Linked DNA regions of Homo sapiens: region 2 is linked to region 1. Evidence: chromatin contacts called from ENCODE Hi-C or POLR2A ChIA-PET data. All regions are on one chromosome and are shown on one strand. Each heading gives the region's core, a stretch centred on a gene start or an enhancer-like site at or near the end of the contact. The rest is flanking DNA. Distances are from core to core; before and after follow the strand shown. Region 1 overlaps PDZRN3 (PDZ domain containing ring finger 3). Region 2 has its middle 260 kb from the start of EBLN2.

Region 1 (4,425 bases), core at 777-3,276:
TTTATCTTAAAATTTGTGTTTTGTAAGTGAAATTTGATGGGATCATGGAGCATGCACTGGGGACCTGGAGGCTTGGCCCCTCCTGGCCCCCTCCTCCCCATCTCTGCTGCTGATTTCCATCCTTGGTGGGGCCTGGGAGAGGCGAGGGTTGGAGTCAGGTGTGTGTGCCTGTAGTGGGTGGGCATGACAGTGCCACAGTGTGTTCGATAGGCCTAACGCATCCTGGCACATTGGTTGCCATATCTTTGGGCATCATGCATTGGGTGTGGATTAGGGCTGCAGGCCCTTGGGATGGGGGAGATACCTGGCTTGATTTCCCCAGCCCCAGCCAAGGCACAGTGCACTGAGCAGGTGACTAGCAGGAGAGGTACCCAGCAGCTAGTGGGCAGGGTGCAGCTTCTTCCACTTGTGCTATATTTCCTTGCCTGAAAATGCATGGCATTAAATAGCAAATAGCAGGACAGGGAGACAGAAAGATCATGAAAGAAAAGGAAAAGCTTTATATTTTCATATCTTTAATGGTACCTTTTCCTGCTTTTTCAAACAACGGATCCCCATATTTTCATTTTGCACTGGTCCCTGCAAATTATGTGGCTGATCCTGTTTAGCACTGTATCCTTAGCATCCAGTACAGAGTAGATACTCCAACTCTGCTGAAGAAAACCCTCTTTCTCCATTGTCTATCACAAATAGTGTAAGATAGTGAGAAGTGAGAGGAGGACTTCAGAGGAGTTGCCCTGCATAAGACTAAATACAACATCAAGGCTGTCCTAGCCATGCATATGGGCAGTTTCTTTTCTTTTTTTTTTTTTTTGAGATGGAGTCTCATTCTTTTACCCAAGCTGGAGTGCAGTGGCATGATTTCGGCTCACTGCAACCTCCGCCTCTTCGGTTCAAGCGATTCTCCTGCTTCAGCCTCCCCAGTAGCTGGAATTACAGGTGCCCACCACCATGCTGGGCTAATTTTTGTATTTTTAGTAGAGATGGTGTTTCATCAGTTGGCCAGGCTGGTCTCCAACTCCTGACCTCCAGTAATCTGCCTGCCTCAGCCTCCCAAAGTGCTGGGATTCCAGGCGTGAGCCACCACGCCCGGCCGGTAGTTTCAAATATTCTCACAGGCACCCAAAACGGTGATGGTTCAGAAGGTCTCTCAGGCATCTAAACCCACAAATGTGATTACAAAATAATGATCTGATTTTGTGAGTAGCTTGTGGAATCAGCCAAGTTACTTATAATCACATCTCTTTATGTGTGAATGTATGGATTGACTAAAAAATCCTCTGATGAACTGATTTTAATTGGTACGATCTGCTCTGCAGAAACTTAAAGACATTATTTTTTTCCAAACAACTAATTTTATCTTCACGCCCCAGCACACCTGCACCCCTGGTGGGGCACACCTCTCCCTCTGAAAGGTGGCAAAAGCAGCAGAGCCTGCTTTCCCTTGGGCTTAAAGGGAGCACCCCATACAGAATGCTTGCTTGGCTGAAGTTAATGCTGACCGTTCTGCTTTGGAGACCAACTCTCACTGCTGCACATGGAAACCCAAGACCATGTACGCCCACTACGAAGAGAAATCACACTGTGCTCCTGTTAGGATTCTTATTGATAATGTACAACCAGCACATTCTGACAGTTTTCAGCTCCATATTTGACTGAAAAAGCCTCCCAGCCCCTCTCAACACCCACTGCAAGAGCAGATCTTGCTCCTTTTGGGATGGGCATCTACATCACGGCAAATGTGGGCAACAGCCCCACAGCTGTATTTGTACCAAAGATCAAAGGTTTTTTTTCTTCACCCATTCTCCACCTATAAATTCAAATGTGAGCAATGGCAACAAAAATGGGGGGTATGGGCTTATTCTTTACTGCTGAATCAGCACAAAATCCCACTTAAGGGGAAAAGGCTGAACTATTCAGTCATAGTCACATAAAAATGACCTTTCTAATGAAGGCCTGGTTCTCTGGCAGGTAAGCAATGGCAGACCCCATGCCTGCCTCCTGAGTAAGGAATGCAGGCAGTGGCTACCGCTCCCTGTATCCCTGAACTTCAAAGGAATTCAAGTGACCTAGACCAGCTGGCTGCCAAAGAAAACAGTGTCCAAGGACTCCCTGGCCAGAGATAAGTGCAGGCACAGCAGTCCTTCAACGCACGGGGCTTCTATTTCCTGCCCCTCTCATGTTGAAACTGCAATATCAGGAGACAGCAAAAGCCTGCCAGGCAAGCCCTCCAAGTTCAGGGTCAGTTCAGCTCGCTCCAGGAAAGCTCAGGGAGGCTGCTGATTCCCAAAAGCCCCATTTGCTCAAGCTCATAAGTGCGACCCTCTGGCCTCCTGGCAGGCAGGCTGCATAAGCCCTTGTACCACGCAAGCTCCTGCTCAGGTTACAGAAACTCATATTTTAAATCGGTGAAGTTCTCTCTGGGGTGCTTAGGAAGAATTCTTGCAGCCCATGTCATTCCCTACTTCAGGGAGTGTACTAAGATTAGCCTATAAATGACTCAATGGTTCACCAGGGGCCCCTTTCATGGCCTCCCCCATGGAAGATGCAGCCAGGAGGGGAATCTTGATATCTGAATGCTTTTTGTACCACTCCTGGGTTCTGAGCTGGCTCTACTGGCCACAAACCTGCTTCTTGGAGCCCATTTCAAGAAGATGCAAATTTATATTGCCAGTTAGGTTTTGCATCCATTGCTCAAATGCAGATTTTAAACTGAGAGGAGTATGAGGTCATGGGAAGAAGAGCCCTTGTTAATTCAAGTAGACAGACTTCCAGTCAACAGGAAGAGCAAAAGAAAAACCTTGTGTGGAAGGTTCCTTTTTTTTTTTTAAGAAGCAGGGTCTTCAGGGTCTTGCTTTGTTGCCCAGGCTGGAGTGCAGTGACACAATCATAGCTCACTGCAGCCTTGAATTCCTGGACTCAAGCAATCCTCCCACCTCCTACAGAGTAGCTGAGACTACAGGTGCATACCACTGTGTATGGCTAATATTTAACTTATTTTTTATAGAGTTGGGGGGTCCCTTTTTGTTGTCTAGCCTGGTCTTGAACTCCTGGCTTCAAGCAATCCTCCTGCCTCAGCCTTCCAAAGCATTGGGATTACAGGCATGAGCGACCATGAAGCCAGAAGGTTCTTGATTGGACCAGAGGTGCAGGGTTCACACGTCTCAGGGTACTCCAAGGCTCTAGCAAGAAATGAATTTAGGGACCTCTGCCTTTGATATGTGCTTCTTCACACCCCACCCTCTCTAAAGGAAAAACACACAGACCACTGAAAAGAACACTCTTAAAAAGATTCTGAAAACTAGCAGTGAAGAAAGTTTCAACTAGTGCTTCTCATATTCTCTAACTGTAGAATCCCTTTCCTGAGCATATCAGGCCCCCAAACCAATTTCAAGGGGCCTCTGAAATTTCTAAATTGGTTTCCAAAATAAAATTATCAAAATATTTCACAGAAAAACCCAGATTTCTGTCTTCTCGTGCAAAAATGTGGATGTGCAGGCAGCTGTGGGCTTGTATCTCCTCCTGGGGATAACTAGGGCTCTGGAGTAGCTTATATCATAGGCTGGGCTGTGTGCCTGTGAGCTCGCTACGGTCCCTGGTCTCATTCCCTCTTGTCCTTTGCCTTCTTGGCCCTAGGGGGCATTTGAATTTATGACCCTTGCCTTGAATATGCTCTAAAAAATATGGGACTTAACAATTATCCAAAGCACACGTGAAGGGTATTCATTGGATGTCTGGGTGCATGGTGCTGTTCTCAGTGATCTGGGGCTGCAGAGGTGTTTAAGAACACCCCGCTTCACAGGAGCTTAGAGAAGGGTGAAAAGATAAGGCACATTCAGCAGAGAAGCACCCAAGGAGGCAGTGTGGTACTGAGGCCCTGCTGCTAAGCACTGGCATTTGGACAGCTAGACAGGAAGAAAGGGCTCTGCTGTTCCATAGGCCTGTGGGGTGACTACAGTTAACAGTACTGTGTATTTCAAAATGGCTAGGAGAAAGGATTTTGAATGTTCCCAGTGCAAATAAATGATAAATGGTTGAGGTGGTGGATATGCCAATTACCTAATCTGATCATTACATATTGTATGCATGTATTGAAATATCATATGTACCACATAAATATGTACAATTATTATGTATCAATTTTTAAAAATTAAAACAAAAATAAATGAGTACTCTTAGGGTTAGACTAGATGGAAGGCTTTTCAACCTTTTTTTTTTTTTTTTTTGGCCCTCCTTACACTTTGGAGACTCTTCCCTTATGTGAAATTTTATAAAGAATGAAATCTGAAGGAGGTGGGAGAGGGTATGTCCGGGCCCCCATCTCCTTGGTGTTCCCTTCTTATGCCATAATTTCTCCTTGGCCTCAGAGGCACCTTTACTGCAGGTGAGGGCTCTTTCAAGCCCAGATGGAGCCTCAATGGCCTG
Region 2 (4,988 bases), core at 1,827-4,326, 170 kb before region 1:
GGTGGCAATGTAGCGGCCTGGTTCAGAGCTGTGCTTTGGAGTCAGGCTGCCTGGGCTTAAATTCCAGCTCTGCCATTTACAATGAGCTTGATTTCTGAGCAAGTTGCTTAAAAATGGAAGGACAAAAATGGACCTCTTGGGGCCTCCATTTGTCATTGTATGCTGTTGACAACGTCGGTGCTGAGAAACGGGGGCATTTGCCATTTGATGGCCTGTGGCTAATGCTTCCTCCCTGTGGAGTGTTTTGGAGGAATGAGCCAGATAAACGGTGAGGAACATGAGGCATGTTGTCAGTGAGTAAGAAGTGGCAGTCATTATCGCTGAGTCAGAATTGATGGCTCTTGTTCGTACCATGGCTTAGCCATGTTTGAATTATTTGTTTACTTGTTTCTTTCCTCCATCAAAGAAGACCAAATGCTGTCTTCATCTTCTATCCCTCTCAGTATCCAATAGAGTGGGCTGAATTTCATCACATTCTATATGTCCAGCCTTGCTTCCATAGTCCCCTCCACCGAAACGGCCAGATGGGTCTTTATAACACCTTTCACATCAGATCCCCTGGTCAAGCCTCCCATAGAATGGCCTTCAGTGCCCTATGTGATTTGCTGTCCCCACATGTACCCCTCCAACCTTGCCACCTACCATGTCCTATTCTACTCTAGCATATCGGCCTCTTTGCAGGTCCTTGGATATGACAAATATTCTCCCCCCTTAGTCTTTGCACTAGCTGTTCCCTCCTTCTAGAATACTCTCCCTGTGGCTATTTTCATGGCTTGTGTTTTCACTTTATTCAGGGCTTTGTTCAAATACCACTGTCTTGGGGAGGCCTCTCCTAACCACCTTTTCTAAATTAGAACCACTCCATCACTGTCTTCTTGCTCTTTGCTATTCTTTGAATAATTTTTTTGTATCCTGATGTGTTGAATTTTTGTTTGGTTATTAGTTTTTTTTAAATTTCCAACTTTTATTTTCATTTCTGGGGTACGTGTGCAGGATACGCAGGTTTGTTACATAGGTAAATGTGTACCATGGTAGTTTGCTGCACAGATCATCCATCGCCCAGGTATTGAGCCCAGTGCCCATTAGCTATTTTTCCTGATGCTCTCCCTCCTCCGGCCCTTGACCCTGTGACAGGCCCCAGTATGTGTTGTTCCCCTCTTTATTTATTTATTTATTTTTTAATCTGCCTTCACCCATCTAGGACTTGTTTGATTTTGTTCACAGCTATATCTGCGGTGCATGGAATTCTGCCCAGCACACAGTAGGCCCTCAATAATATTTATTGAATAAATGGATAAACAAAAATTTATGCAACAGATTTTGTGAACCTACTCTGTGCCAGCCCTGTATCAGGTTCCAGTATATACAAATTGAACAAGACTGGACATGGTCCCTGCCATCTTGAATTTTGTGATTGATTAAAAGATCAATCACAAAAGCTTGTACTGATACAAACACATAAATTCCCGAATATGTGAAGAGTATTATGTTAAAGGAATTTGAGAGGGTTCTGGGAGATACTGCAACAGTCCTATCTAACCTAGGGCCTCCTAGGGAAAGGGTTATTTAACCTATAACTAGAAGGATTGCAGGACTTGAGCTGGATAAAAAGGTGTATTGGGAGTGGGGAAGTGTTTCAGACTGAACTGAAAATGTAATCACTGAAAACTTTTATGACTATCTGGATTTATGACACTTTAGAAGCTATTTTACAAGTTGTAGTAGAGATACATTGGGGACTCCAGCATTTCTATATAGTAGAGATTTGGGGGCAACAATTTGGTTGAAAGAGAGAATTGCTTTGAAGTAGTATTTGCATAAGAAGAACAATTTGTACATGGATCTAATTTTTGTTTTTAGCAGGGGTTTAAGGTCTGAAGAGATTAAGGACCAAAGCTTACCTCTGGCCACCTATTAGTGCCACAACCATGGATGCTTCTCAGATAGGGTGTCTGGTGCATGATTTCTGAGGCCAGGCCATATAAGGCACCACGACTTCCTCCATGTCCTCTCTGTCAGCCAGGCATGATACCATGAAGATACTCAGCCCATGGAGAGTCCACAGGGGAAGGACTTGAGACCTCCTGCTAACATTCTGCACTATGTGAATTAACTCTCTTGGAAAAGATTCTCCTGCCCCAGTTGAGCCTTCAGATGACTGTAGCCCCAGCCAACTTCTTGATTTAACCTTCATGAGAAAACCTGAGATAGAACCTACCTATCTGAGATGGTCTTGAATTCCTGACCCACAGACATGACAAGATAATAAATGTTTGTTTTAAGCCACTAAGTTTTAGGGTAATTGACACACAGGACAAGATAACTAATCCACAGTCACACTCTTATTGCTGTTATTTCTCTTCCTTAGTAACTGACACTTTTCTCTGCTCTTATCCCAACTTCCAAACATCTTTGTTTTATGGATCCCATCGAATAGATAAAGAAATTGATGAGGGAGTTCTTAACGGTTTTGTGAAAACTGAAATTTGTCCTGTCTGTGTCTTTTTATCACCCTCAATTTCAACCATTGATTGGGCATTTGCTATATACCAGACATCTCACTGTGAGCTTTTGAATACATAATTTCACTTAGTCTTTTCACCATCCCCGTGAAATTGTTATCGTTATTTCCTTTTATTTTTAAATGAGAAAATGGAGGCTCAGAGAGGCAAAGTAAGATTACAAAAATCCACGTCCTGTCAGTGACAAAGCTCCATCTCATTAGCTACACTCTGGGAGCCATCTGGTGCTTGGGGATAAAGGCAGGAATGGGAGATGTGAGAGAGCTGAAGGTGTAACCCAGGGTTTCCCAAACTTTAGCATGCATGCAAACCACCTGGGGATGTTGGTACACTGTAGCCTCTGATTCAGCAGGTCTGGGCTGGGGCCTGGGATTCTGCATTTCTAACCAGCATCCAGGCCATACCATTGCAGCTGACCCAAGATAACACTTTGGTTAGCACAGATGTAAGAGACCTGAAATGTGAGATAAAACTACCAGGGAGAGGCTCTGGCCCCAACCTTACTCCTTGTCGCAAAGCTTTGGAGATCAGATTTCTCTGAGCAGTAAGTGCTGACAAAGCTGTAAAAGGATTGGCACTTGGGAGTTTTGCCTCATTTTGGAAGCAGTTAGCCAACTACTTTGGTTTAATCATCACAGGAAAATGCAAACAGAGAGAAGACACACAGCCCTCATCCACCGCATTGTATTTCAGGCTGCCAGACCTCTGGACTCTTAGCTTTCACTGATATTACACAATGGATTTATATGTGGAATAAATATTCTTAAATCTTTATAAGATGCCTAAAATATTTATGGCTGTTTTAGTTTGGTTTGCATGCCATATTGCACTCTTACATTAAGCAGTTTTTGCACCATCAAGCTTTCCTATTAATCATTTCGGCCTGTTCCCAGCTATCTAACTGAGGGGAGATCTATTACATTCAGCAACCAGGGCCAAAGGATCTAATTTCTTCTTTGGCTGTTTCATCGAATGGTTCATAAAACCATGGCTATTATTGTATTAGGAAGACACATTGTGGTTCTCTAGTGTCATGTTGACATGTTTATGTTTCTTTTTCTTAAGAGAAATCATGATTAAAATGGAATATTCTTTCACAGAGGACATTTTATAACAATTTTGGCTTGATGAAATTAAAAAAAGGAACAGCCAGTCTCCAGCAAATGCTGAAGTGGTTGAATCACTGTCATTAAAAGATCAAAACCATCTTGCTCCTCTCTTCTTTGGCCACGAAATGATTTTAAGGAGCTTAAAAAGAAGATAGTTGCTTTAGTGAGAATAATTATCAGGGGAAGACACCAAGTTATGGTTTTATTTTAGGAGGGGATTTGAGGGCTCAGCATGGGAGCATTTGATGGCATTACTTCCCTGCCCAATGAGTGTACATGTTTTTGAAAAATAATTTTCTTGGTGTTTCAGAGTCCAATTTGAATCTTGTAACTTTGAAACCATTCTGAATTAATGTTAAAGAATTGAAAAGAGGAAAATTGCCTCAAATAAATGTTGGTTTTGATTGATTTCTTCGGGTTTTTTTGTGTGGTTCCTTTATGGCAGGAGGAGAAATGGACATAATCACCTTTGCACCTGAGCCATATCTAGACTTCCTTATAAAACAGACTGACATTAAACAACCATCACCATAAAACAAACCATCAGCTTAACCCCTTTAAATAGTTTAGCTGTTATAAGAAAGCAAACTCTTTGTCTATTTAGGCTATAAAATTACCTTAACTTTAAAAACTTACCTTTGATTCTATACATGTTCAAATTTATAATGCATCTGGAAGGAAATATGGCATTCTCGGCCTCACAGAATGTGTGGAGAAAATCTAAGTGAGCTCAGAAGTCATTTTTGGTAAACAATTGCTTTCATTCACTAAGTCATTATTACTAGCAGAATATATATTATATACACATGCCATATTCCTTAAAACCACACATCTTAACAGCAGTTTTCATACGCCTCTGTCTTTGCTTTTGGCTGTCATTTTGCATTATTATGGACAGGTATGAACCACCCGAGTAGCTGTCTACCATGTAAACCTGATTGATTTGCCACAGTATCCAAAAATTCACATTGGCAATCAGGGAAGGAAATTCCCGTGTAATCAAAATGAGTCCAAATCAAGTCAAATGGGCTGAGTCACCAACCCTGGAGACCTCTCACATCCATCCATTGTCAGGACCCCTTTTGTGAATGTGAGATGCAAGATTCTGCATTTTCTTCTTGTTTTTCTTACAACTTCAATTTTGTTAATAATTCTTGCAGAAGAAGTAAGTTGGTAAGGAGGAATAACCAAGAGCCAGAATTCAATATTGTTGACCAGGATTCAAAACCTAACCTAAGTTTTGTTTGCAGGTTGACAGCCCCAAAGTGGCCCATTAAAAATACATGAATGCAGATGGCTGTATGCACAAAAGTCACAGCTGTTCAACCCGGTACGATTCACAGGCACATGTTCTCAG

What was found. A loop is a pair of places that touch in the nucleus more often than their neighbours do. ChIA-PET counts read pairs that join two places held with the same protein, here RNA polymerase II (POLR2A). Pooled maps may share reads with other maps.
Region 2: a loop to region 1 is called in a map of prostate gland, with 2.4 times the contacts of the local background. The contact joins two enhancer-like sites. A Hi-C loop is called at or near these places in 1 of 168 maps with a recorded cell type or tissue (prostate gland), 2 of 37 single-sample maps with no recorded cell type and 7 of 50 pooled maps. POLR2A ChIA-PET finds 5 or more read pairs at or near these places in 2 of 52 experiments (IMR-90 and activated CD4-positive, alpha-beta T cell).

Annotation. Positions count from the first base shown.
Region 1 is chr3:73,488,777-73,493,201 of GRCh38, forward strand. The region is part of intron 3 of PDZRN3 (PDZ domain containing ring finger 3); the gene reads right to left. Among named protein-coding and RNA genes, the nearest start is that of PDZRN3-AS1, 130 kb to the right of the region's middle. Within about 2 kb of position 2,027, at least 5 of the 41 ENCODE cell types and tissues checked have a DNase peak (open chromatin) inside an H3K27ac peak, as active enhancers do.
Region 2 is chr3:73,321,580-73,326,567 of GRCh38, forward strand. No RefSeq gene overlaps it. Among named protein-coding and RNA genes, the nearest start is that of EBLN2, 260 kb to the left of the region's middle. Within about 2 kb of position 3,077, at least 2 of the 41 ENCODE cell types and tissues checked have a DNase peak (open chromatin) inside an H3K27ac peak, as active enhancers do.